Regions from separate parts of the Homo sapiens genome. Here region 2 is linked to region 1. A link is a loop called in an ENCODE intact Hi-C map of the cell type or tissue named here. Cell type or tissue: endothelial cell of umbilical vein. All regions are shown on one strand. Links, peaks and the distances in the headings refer to the core of each region. The heading gives the core; the rest is flanking DNA. Region 1 overlaps ARID3A (AT-rich interaction domain 3A). Region 2 overlaps GPX4 (glutathione peroxidase 4).

Region 1 (5,359 bases), core at 313-5,312:
TGGGGCCCTTTGAAGGCCCACGTTGCACGGGGTGTGTGCTGAGCCGGGCGTCGAGTTGAGAGCTGGGGGTTCCTGCGGTAGCTGTGCTTCCTGTGCTTCCCTCCTGGGCGTGGGCTCGACCAGCTGGCTGTTCATTGCTCTGATGTGGGATGTGTGAGGAGCACCCGGCCGGGTAGGAGAAACCTGGGGGGCTCCACGGCCCCCATATCGGAGGTGATGGGGCAGAGATGGAAAGGTGGGCCTGGGAGGGAGAGGCTGGCGCCGGCCCGAGCTGGGCTTGGGTTGGAGGAACCAGGCCTGCGGGCGATGCGGGCAGAGAGGCCGGGGCCTTGGTGACGTGGTGACTTGGCCTCCTCTGTCCCCTGGCATCTGTGGAGAGCCGTGGGGGGTTGCGGGCTGCAGCTGGCAGCCGAGGGGATGTGGGGGTGGCTCAGGTGTGGCTGCAGGAGACGCAGGAGCCAGGGCCTGTGAGGCTCCGAGTGGGCGGTTAAGGCTGGGGCCGGCAGGGGGTCTCAGGGACCCCAGGCTGAAGGAGGAAGTAGGGGCCGCCCCAGCCTTTCCCCGCAGGCGGCCAGGCCAGAGGAAGTGGCCGGGCGGGGGATGCTTTGAAGTTGGGCCGTGCTGGGCCGGGCAGATGGAAACCAGATGGTGGCCAGGCTCACATTCCAGCCCTCGTCCAGCTGGGCTCTGCCTCGACCTCTGGGCGCGGCTGGGGGGAGCCACCTCCTCGCCCGGGGCTGGAGCTGGTCTGGGCTCCCGCAGGGAGGTGGATGATGGACACGCTGGGACATGCCTGCCTCGGGGCAGCCCCTTCGGCCCTGGGCTTCCAGAATCCGCTCTGAGGAGCCTCCTAGGAGGGGCCAAGGCACAGACACCCAGGGGGGCCTCCCCGGGGCTCCTGACTCCAGGGGTGCCGGGTAGCTTAAGGGGCGGCCCTAACCCCAGCAGCCCTCAAGAGACTTAAGGTTGGGCTGCCTGGAAACTCACAAATAGTAAAGAGCTGAAAGCCGGACACGGTGTGGGAGAATGGCCAGGGCAGCGGCGGGGACTCGGTGGGGGGGGGGGGCGTCTCGCTGATTCCACCCTGCTCTGTGACTCAGTTTCCCACTCCTGCAGAAGGGGATGCTCCACGGGCCACACTGCCGCGCGTCCCATTCTGCCAGTGAGAAAACAGAGGCTCAGTGTTGGGAGGAGGGGTCTTGTGATCTTTTCTGGGTTTAAGATGATACGGATGAGCATGCTGAGAGTGGATTCTCTTTAATTTCATTAATTTAATTCACCAATTAATTTAACATTCACCCAATATTCGCCATCTGCCCGGGACTCAGCCCGCAGGGAGCCCTGGGCTGGAGGGGCGGGCAGGAGCCGGACGGAGACCTCCATCCCCGCAGGGTTATAGCCAAGCCGAGAGGGAGGGTCAAGGCCCCCCATTCAGTCGGTCCTTCGGGGGTCAGAGGTGAATGGGACCCCCTGACCCTGGACACACGCCCCGCCCAGACAGCCCCGGCCTCCAAGGCCCAAAGCCGATGGGGGAGTTTTGGGGTGACTGGCCCAGACCAGGCAGGGATGAGGGGCCAGGCGCCCTGACCCCACAGCCCGCAGCATGTCCTGAGCGAAGGCAGGAGGCAGAAGCCACTGTCTACCTTGTCTGGGCGACACCGCGGGTCAGGGTTGTAGGTGCCATGTGGGGTTTTTCTGCAGCGGGAAGCCGAGATGGGGAAACTGAGGCCAGTGCAGGGAGGGGGGTCACTGTGTCACCGGCAGCCTCAGGTATTCCTGGAGATCCTGCCGCCCCGCACCTGCCCCCTGGGTGTACCGGGCAGTGCAGAGGCCCTGAGGTGGACTAAAGCTCGGCTTGTGTGTAGGGACCGGGTGCCGCCTCTGGGTCTTGCGGGAGACGGGATTGGAACTCCGAGAAGATGAGGGCCTAGGGATGGTCGTGGGCAGCGGGGGTGGGGGGAGGCCCCCGCCCTGCAGTCCTGTGACTTTTTTTTCTCTAGAGAAGGGCTTTCACGGTGTTGCCCAGGTTGGTCTCAAACTCCTGGGCTCAAGTGATCTGCCTCACTCAGCTTCCCAAAGTGCTGGGATTACAGGCCTGAGCCACGGTGCCCAGCCAGTCCTGGGATCTTATCCTGGGCTGTTCGTGGCAGGTCCAGCCGCCGATGCCGCCGCCCGCCCAGCTGGCCAGACACCTGTGTTCCCAGTGTCAACAGTGGCCTGGGCCCAACCAGCCCAGTCAGTGTTACCTCCCGCCCGGCCCCTACTGGGGCCCCTGTTGACTCTGGCGCCTGCCCCACCCCCTTCCTGGCACGTGGCAGGCCTGGCCCGCTGGCCGGCCGCTTGGCACCGTCTCTGCCTCTTCCTCCCAGGTCCTGGCAGGGCTCGGGGCTAACTTCCGCCTGCAAATCCTCGACAGCTGTGAAATTCTGCTGTCGGCTGCAGGTCTGGTGGGTGGCCAGGCCGCGGCGGGGGGCCGGGCGCAGCAGGCTCAGGGCCACGGGTTCTTTCCTTGGACACCTGGAACCTTGCTGCCTGGGGCCTGGGGACGTGCAGTTTTGGAGGCCAGCACGTGTCGGGCAGTGATTAGGATCTCAGCCTCCTGATGTCTGACGTAGCCTCCTGGTGGCCTCCTGTCACCCACACAGCAGGCCCAGCTTCTAGAAAGCGGCCACGGTAGGATTTTATTGGATTATTATTATTTTTGAGGCAGGGTCTTACTCTGTCGGGTAGGCTGGAGTGTAGTGGTGCTGTCCTAACTCACTGCAGCCTCGATCTCCTGGGTTCAAGCGATCCTTCTGCCTCAGCCTCCTGAGTAGCTGCGAGTACAGACGGGCGCCACCAAACTCAGCTAATTTTTGTAGAGACGGGGTCTTGCTATGTTGCCCAGGCTGGTCTAGAACTCCTGGGCTCAGGTGATCTGCCCTCCTTGGCCTCCCAAAGTGCTGGGATTACAGGCGTGAGCCACCGCACCCCACCATGGTAGGATTTTATTTATATATTTGTTTATTTATTTTTTGAGACGGAGTCTCGCTCTGTCGCCCAGGCTGGAGTACAGTGGCGCGATCGCGGCTCACTGCAAGCTCTACCTCCCGGGTTCACGCCATTCTCCTGCCTCAGCCTCCCGAGTAGCTGGGACTACAGGCATCCGCCACCGCGCCCGGCTAATTTTTTGTATTTTTAGTAGAGACAAGGTTTCACCGTGTTAGCCAGGATGGTCTCGATCTCCTGACCTTGTGATCCGCCTGCCTCGGCCTCCCAAAGCGCTGGGATTAAAGGCGTGAGCCACCGCGCCCGGCCCGTGATGGGATTTTACACGCACAGGCGGTTAATCACAGATCTTCAGCTGCTTAAGGATTTGAACCTTTAGTCTCAACAATTCTAATAAGTGTTGAATGAATTTGAGATGAATCTTAAAAAACAGCTTTATTGGGCTATACTTCATATGCCATACAATTCACTGTTTTAATTGTACGATTGGGGCCAGGCACAGTGGCTCACACCTGTGATCCCGGCACTGTGGGAGGCCGAGATGGGCAGATAGCCTGAGCCCAGGAGTTCTACACCAGCCTGGGCGGTATAGCAAGACCCCATCTCTACAAAAATTAGCTGAGTGTGGTGGCGCACACCTGTAGTCCCAGCTACTTGGGACCCTGAGGTGGGAGGATCCCTTGAGCCCAGGAGGACAAGGCTGCAGTGAGCCGTGATCGCGCCACCACACTCCAGCTTGGTGACAGAGCGAGACCCTGTCTCGAAAAAATAAGAAGGATAGGGTGGGTGCAGTGGCTCACGTCTGCAATCCCAGCACTTTGGGAGGCCGGGGCAGGCGGATCACGAGGTCAGGAGATCGAGACCATCCTGGCTAACACGGTGAAACCCTGTCTCTACTAAAAATATAAAAAATTAGCCGGGCGTGGCAGCACGCGCCTGTAGTCCCAGCTACTTGGGAGGCTGAGGCAGGGGAATCACTTGAACTCAGAAGCAGAGGTTACAGTGAGCCGAGATCATGCCACTGCACTCCAGCCTGTGTGGCAGAGAGAGATTCTGTCTCTAAATAAATAAAATAAAATAAACCCTGACCCTTTAACTATTATCCCCCTATTCTACCAGCACGCCCCAGCCCCTGGCAACCACACATCCCCTCCTGCCTCTGTGGATTGGCCTGTTCTGGACATTTTATAGAAATGGGATCACATAGCTGGGTGCAGTGCTTCACGCCTGTAATCCCTGTACTTTGGGAGGCTGAGGTGGGCAGAGCACCTGAGGTCAGGAGTTTGAGACCAGCCTGGCCAACACAGCAAAACCCTGTCTTTACTAAAAATACAAAAATTAGCTGGGTGTGGTGGCGGGCACCTATAATCCCAGCACTCGGGAGGTTGAGACAGAACCGCTTGAACCCGGGAGGCGGAGATTGCCGTGAGCCGAGATCGCGCCACTGCACTCCAGCCTGGGCAACAGAGGGAGACTCCATCTCAGAAAAACAAGAACAAAGAAAAGAAATGGGATCACACACTGCGTGGCCTTTTGTGTCTGGCGTATCTCACTGAGCGTGACGTCCTCCAGGTGCATCAGCACCGTGGCCTGGGTCGGAGTCTCCTTCCTTTTCACGGCTGAGTCATACTCCGCTGGATGGATGTGCCGTATTGTGTTTGCCCGTTCCGCTGTTGGTGACCACTCGACCTGTTTCTGCCTTTTGGGTTTGTAGTGCTGTACACGTTTTTATGTGGGCGTACGTTTGTATTACTTTTGGGTGTGTATCTGGGAGAATTGCTGGGTCTGCTGGTGACTCCATATTCACCCATCAGAGGAACTGCTAGACTGTTTAGCAAGCAGCTGCCCACGTTACCTTCCCACCAGCCACAGATGTGGGTTCCAGTTCCTCTACATCCTCACCACTTGTTATTGTCGACTTTTTTTTTTTTTTTTTTTTTTTTTGAGACAGAGTCTTGCTCTGTCACCCAGGCTGGAGTGCAATGGGGCGATCTCGGCTCACTGCAACCTCCACCTCCCGGGTTCACGCCATTCTCCTGCCTCAGCCTCCCGAGTAGCTGGGACTACAGGCACCTGCCACCACGCCCAGCTAATTTTTTTGTATTTTTTAGTAGAGATGGGGTTTCACCGTGTTAGCCAGGATGGTCTCGATCTCTTGACCTCGTGATCCGCCCGCCTCGGCCTCCCAAAGTGCTGAGATTACAGGTGTGAGCCACTGCGCCCGGCTAATTTTTTGTATTTTTAGTAGAGACGGGGTTTCACCGTGTTGGGCAGGGTGGTCTTGAACTCCCAACCTCAGGTGATCCTCACACCTCAGCGTCCCAGAGTGCTGGGATCACAGACGTGAGCCACCGCGCCCGGCCTGTTGTCG
Region 2 (5,350 bases), core at 1-5,000, 170 kb after region 1:
TCCGCCAAGGACATCGACGGGCACATGGTTAACCTGGACAAGTACCGGTGGGCGCTCGCCTGGGGTGGGGCGCGGGGTCGGGCCCTGGGAGGGGGCCGTGTTCTTCTGCGCTGACGCCGCCGATCCTCGCAGGGGCTTCGTGTGCATCGTCACCAACGTGGCCTCCCAGTGAGGCAAGACCGAAGTAAACTACACTCAGCTCGTCGACCTGCACGCCCGATACGCTGAGTGTGGTTTGCGGATCCTGGCCTTCCCGTGTAACCAGTTCGGGAAGCAGGTGGGCTGCTGCGTCCCCGGGGCCCGCAGAGGCGGGTGGGTGGGGGTCGGGGTGGGCTCCAGCCTGGAGAGGGCCTGGGAGTGTGCAGGGGGCCCGGACTGAGGGGGTGCCAGCCCCCGACTCACTCACACACCTTGGCCGCCACAGGAGCCAGGGAGTAACGAAGAGATCAAAGAGTTCGCCGCGGGCTACAACGTCAAATTCGATATGTTCAGCAAGATCTGCGTGAACGGGGACGACGCCCACCCGCTGTGGAAGTGGATGAAGATCCAACCCAAGGGCAAGGGCATCCTGGGAAAGTGCGTGACCTCTGGGGACAGTACGGCTGCTGGGGTGGGGGTGGGGGGGCTGCTGGGATGCTCACACCTCCCTGGGGCAGAATGGCTCATGGCTCGGGGGGCGGTTGCGGGGAGGTGCTGGGACTCTCACATCGCGTGGCCTCCTGGGGGTAAGATGGCTCAGGGGGACATAGAGGGCTGTGGAGGCAGCCAGGGATGCCCACACCTTTGTGGCCTCCTGGGGACAGGATGGCTCGGGGGCCTGTGGGGGGCTGTTGGGACTCTCACACTGCATGGCCTCCTGGGGTAAGATGGCTCTGGGGGGGCTTGGGGGCACTGTGGCTGTGGAGGCAGCCGGGGAAGCTCACACCCTTGTGGCCTCCTGGAGACAGGACAGCTTGGGGACTGTGGGGGGCTGCTGGGGACGCTCACGTCCATGTGCTTCTTTTCCAGTGCCATCAAGTGGAACTTCACCAAGGTAAGGGGGCTGTGGGGGGTAGGGGACCAGCTTCCCCTGGCCACAGCCGTGGCCCAGATGGGCAGCGGACAGGAAGGGCAGCCTCAGCCCCTTGCAGGGGTGGCCCCACAGTTTGGACACCGTCTCTCCACAGTTCCTCATCGACAAGAACGGCTGCGTGGTGAAGCGCTACGGACCCATGGAGGAGCCCCTGGTAGGTCCTCTCTAGGGAGCCCGCTTGAGGCTCGGGGGCTTGGGAGGTAGCTGCCCTAACCCAGCTTTCCTCCCCGACAGGTGATAGAGAAGGACCTGCCCCACTATTTCTAGCTCCACAAGTGTGTGGCCCCGCCCGAGCCCCTGCCCACGCCCTTGGAGCCTTCCACCGGCACTCATGACGGCCTGCCTGCAAACCTGCTGGTGGGGCAGACCCGAAAATCCAGCGTGCACCCCGCCGGAGGAAGGTCCCATGGCCTGCTGGGCTTGGCTCGGCGCCCCCACCCCTGGCTACCTTGTGGGAATAAACAGACAAATTAGCCTGCTGGATCTTTCTGCGTAGGGGCTTGGGGGGCCCTTTTGCCAGGGGCCCCTCCATGTCAGGGCCAGTTGCCGTCAGCTGCCAGGCTGGGGGTGCCATGGAGGTGGCGTGTTGTTGCCCCCTCTTCCTCCAGGCTCGGGGGGCTGTGCTGGCTGCAGTGCTGGGGTGCAGTGAGATCTGGGCCCGTTGGACACCCAGCCCTGGCTCTTAATCCGTGCAGCCCCACCTGCTGTGCACAGGCAGGGCCTGGTGTAGTGCCGAGTCTTGGAGGAGATAATTCTAAGTGGCTGTGCTTCCTGGCCCCGGGCCTTAACTGTTAGGAGGTGGCTACTGGGGCCTCCCCTGGCCAGGAAGCAGAAGTGCAGAGGCCCGAGGAACAGCGTGGCCCTGGTGCTGGGGATGGGTTGGGCACCCACACCGGCCCTTGGGGCCTCACCTGGCTGGGGGGTGTGGGGGTGGCTGGGTGGTTACTGTTTGCACAGAGTCCCTCCGTGAGGGCTGGGGATGGACAGGCCAGGAGGGGCTGGTAGAGCAGTACCAGCCACCGTTCATGGGACCCGGGGGCTGTCTGGACACGGCCTGGCTGCCCACCTGCACAGCTAGAGGGACTGCAGCCTGCCAGGGTGGCTGATCCCAGCTGCCCCCACTGGGGGTCTGTGGAATGGACGGTCCATGGCACCTGCCCCAGACACTGGGTTGAGAGGTCTGTCTCTCCCAGCCCTCGTCCCCTCTCATCCACATGGGGCCAGCACAGGCAGTGGGCAGAAAGGCCTGGTAACCAGGAGAGCCTGGGGGGATGCCCACACACCCCTGCCCTTCCCTCCCTGTCCCACAGGCTGAGGAGCAGACTCCGTGGGAAGTAGGCAAAAGGCACATATATTTAAAAAAGTCCTTTACATATGTACATCAGAACTTGCTATAAATACATAGAAACCGCAGGCGCCACCCTGCCAGCTCCGCGGCCTGGGGCCTGGGAGAGGTGAGCGGGCAATAACTTAGGGGTCAGGGAAGGGCTGGGGGAGGGAGAATTGCATATATTAGCAGGGGTCTGCCCCACGGAGCCCCCGAGACGCGGGGCCCTGAGCACCTGGGGTTTCCTGAGTTTCTAGCTCTTGGGACCACCCGGTTTCACGGATTTCAAGGGTTTGGGCCCACTGAGCCCTTGTGGGTGCCCAGTCCCAGAGCAGCCACCCGGAGCCCCTTCCTACTTGGGAGGAGAGGCACAGAGAGGGCCCTGCCACGCCCCGGCCCCCAGCTGTCCTGAGTGGGCCCCGCCAGGGCTGACCAGGTGGGGGCCCGGGTCGGGCGCTGAAGGCACTGCGGCCAGGGCCTAGGGCTCCTCTGAGCAGTGGTCAGGGGACCTTGGCCCTGCTCCCCACCGCTGCTCCTAGGGGAGAAACGGTCCCTGTGTCTTGGGGCATGTTTCGCCTAAAGGCGTGTCAGAGAGGAGCCTGGGCGCCGGGGAAGGGTGGGCTGAACTGGATCACGCTCTGCCGCTCGGGACCACCGCCCGCCGCGCCCCCCGCCCCCGCGCCCTCCCCCAGCGCGCCCTCGGAGGGCGGCCCCGCGTGCAGCGAGCGCAGCATGTCCTCCAGCACCTCCTTGAAGTTGATGTCGCAGCCCTGGTGCGCGAGGGCCGCAGGGTCGGCCTGGGCGTCGGGGGTGCCCAGCGGCACGACGCCGGGGCCGGCGTCCAGGGACAGCGGCGCCGGGAAAGAGAAGTGCGGGGGCGGCGGGAAGGCCTCGGCCGGGGGGCTGTAGGTGAGGTCCAGCACCTCTCCGGGGCCGCAAGGCAGCGCCAGCGGGCGCGGGGCGGGCGGGGCGGGGCAGCCCAGGGCGGGCGCCTGCCTGCGCTTCACGTCCGCATCCATCAGCCGCAGCTCCTGCAGCACCCGGCGCACGCAGCCCTCGGGGATCTTGATGCCTGCGGGCAGAGCGTCGGGGTCAGGGCCGGCGCTGGGGGCTCGGGCCTTCCCGGGGCGCCCGCCGCCCACTCACCCACTTGCTTCTTCCTGTCCTTGGTCTTCAGCCGCACGATCTGCAGGTAGCTGCTGCTGCTGACGTCGGCCATGACGGCGGCGATGCGGCCCCACACGCGCAGCAGCGCGCCGCACAGCATGTAGTGGTGCCGCAGCCGCAGCCCCTGCAGGCAGTCCTTACCCTCCTGCGCCAGCCGGCAGTGCCGGTTCCTGCGGACGAGACGGGTCGTCTCGGCTCAGGCGGGTCCCAGGGGCCCGCAGGCTCCCCAGGTGCCCTGAGATCTCCCGCCTCCTCTCAGGGTCTCGGGAGCCCCCGATCCCCGCCTGGGTCGCCGCCATCTGCCGGTTTCCCCCTGGTCCCCGGCCCGCCCTCACCAGGCGCTGTGGCTGCAGTGCGTCAGCGACAAAGCGTAGCCACTCTCCCAGGGCTCCTTGGCCTCCTCCGCGGTGACCTAGGGACACAGGGCCGCATGAGCCTGGGCGGGGTCAGGGCCGGCAACCCGAGCGAAAGCTGCGCCCGGCGGCCGCCTACCCGGTGGAACTTGCGGCGGAGGCTGTCCAGGGCCTCCAGCTGGCTCTGCCGGCCGATGTTGGGCTTGTACACCGTGAAGAACTGGCCGCGGTTCTGCTCCGCCAGCAGGCAGCTGGGCTTGTTACCGCGGACCTGCGGAGGGGGGCGTTGAGGCCGCGCCCCGGTCCGCCCCCCGCGGGCCCTCCTCTGGGGGGGTAACCCCGCCCGACCCCACCTTGTAGGAGAGGTAGAAGCCGTCATAGGGGCCCGTCAGCGCCAGCGACTTGGCAAAGGCGTCCTCCCACTTCAGGCCGCGGTCCACGCTGATCTGCCACGGCACGGGGTGGGGGGGTGTGAGTGTGGTGGGGGCGGGGTGGGCAGAGTGTGAGGGGCTGTGGGGCTTCCTGCTGACCTTGTAGAAGACCACCTGCCCGTCCTGCGGGTGCCCGGGAGCCAGGAACACCTGCTGGCTCTCCTCGTAGATCTCCTCGATACCGGGAGCAAGGTCTAGGGGGGCGGGTGGAGGGTAAGTGGTGTCCAGGCCTGGGACTGTGGGCTGGGGCCAGGGTCAGTCCCGTAGCCGGGGCGCACCCTAGAGACGACCCCCCGAGAGCACAGGAGAGGGTGTCCTGGATCCTGGCCTGACCTGGCCCAGCGTGGGGATGGTGCACGTGGGCCCCAACCTGGCAACCGCTCAGGTCCTAGGTAACCCCGAGCAGGCTGTGGGGGATCGTGGGAGCCTGGGGGCCGCTCAGGTCCTATGTAACCCCGAGCAGGCTGTGGGGGATCGTGGGAGCCTGGGGGCCGCTCAGATCCTAGGTAACCCCAAGCAGGCTGTGAGGAGATTGTAGGAGCCTGGGGGCTGCTCAGGTGCTGGGTGACCCCAAGCAGGCTGTGGGGGATCGTGGGAGCCTGGTTGGCTGCGGCACTGCTCATGAGTGAAGTAGCCATGGCCCGGACCCGACCCTCATCTGGACACAGGGAAGTGGTCCTGATGGACAGGCCTGGCCCCATGAGGCTGGAAGCACAGGCTCGCCGGCCTTTCGTTCACAACAATGTAGCAGGTGCCCCGTGAAGCCTGGGGATGAGCATGGTGGGCAGCGTGCACCAGCCTGGGCACCTTCCAGAGACGTGCACGGTGATCCCACGAGCCCTGTGCCTGCATCCGCCCAGTCTCACCCAGTACCCTCGCTCACCCAGGATGCATGGCGCTTCCACGAGCCCCTTGCCCACCTAGGCCCTCGCCGTGCTCACCCACAATGCACGGTGTTCCCACGAGCCCCGAGCCCACCTGGGATGCCCGGCGTTCCCAC

Evidence for each region. Hi-C counts contacts between places; a loop is a spot of excess contacts. Peaks named below come from ENCODE experiments on the same cell type or tissue, not always from the same donor. Only the 100,000 strongest peaks of a DNase experiment are listed, where the experiment ranks them.
Region 2: a loop joins it to region 1, with 2.3 times the contacts of the local background. A loop is called at or near these places in 12 of 110 quality-filtered maps.

The regions. Positions count from the first base shown.
Region 1 is chr19:932,793-938,151 of GRCh38, forward strand. All of the region lies in intron 3 of ARID3A (AT-rich interaction domain 3A), which reads left to right. Among named protein-coding and RNA genes, the nearest start is that of ARID3A, 9.4 kb to the left of the region's middle. RefSeq lists enhancers at 1-165, 166-696, 1,760-2,290 and a silencer at 398-447. In endothelial cell of umbilical vein, for the core only: no CTCF peak of the experiment used is centred there; a DNase peak (open chromatin) is centred at 2,329; H3K27ac peaks cover 334 bases.
Region 2 is chr19:1,105,234-1,110,583 of GRCh38, forward strand. GPX4 (glutathione peroxidase 4) reads left to right here. Exons shown (of 7, transcript NM_002085.5): 2 at 1-47; 3 at 133-277; 4 at 425-576; 5 at 1,009-1,033; 6 at 1,167-1,226; 7 at 1,307-1,546. The coding sequence ends at 1,339. SBNO2 (strawberry notch homolog 2) reads right to left here. Exons shown (of 32, transcript NM_014963.3): 27 at 4,450-4,544; 28 at 4,273-4,365; 29 at 4,059-4,190; 30 at 3,902-3,978; 31 at 3,546-3,736; 32 at 2,405-3,471. The coding sequence ends at 2,987. Among named protein-coding and RNA genes, the nearest start is that of GPX4, 3.9 kb to the left of the region's middle. RefSeq lists enhancers at 1,187-2,063, 1,609-1,778. In endothelial cell of umbilical vein, for the core only: CTCF peaks have their summits at 1,955 and 2,159; no DNase peak of the experiment used is centred there; H3K4me3 peaks cover 529 bases; H3K27ac peaks cover 34 bases.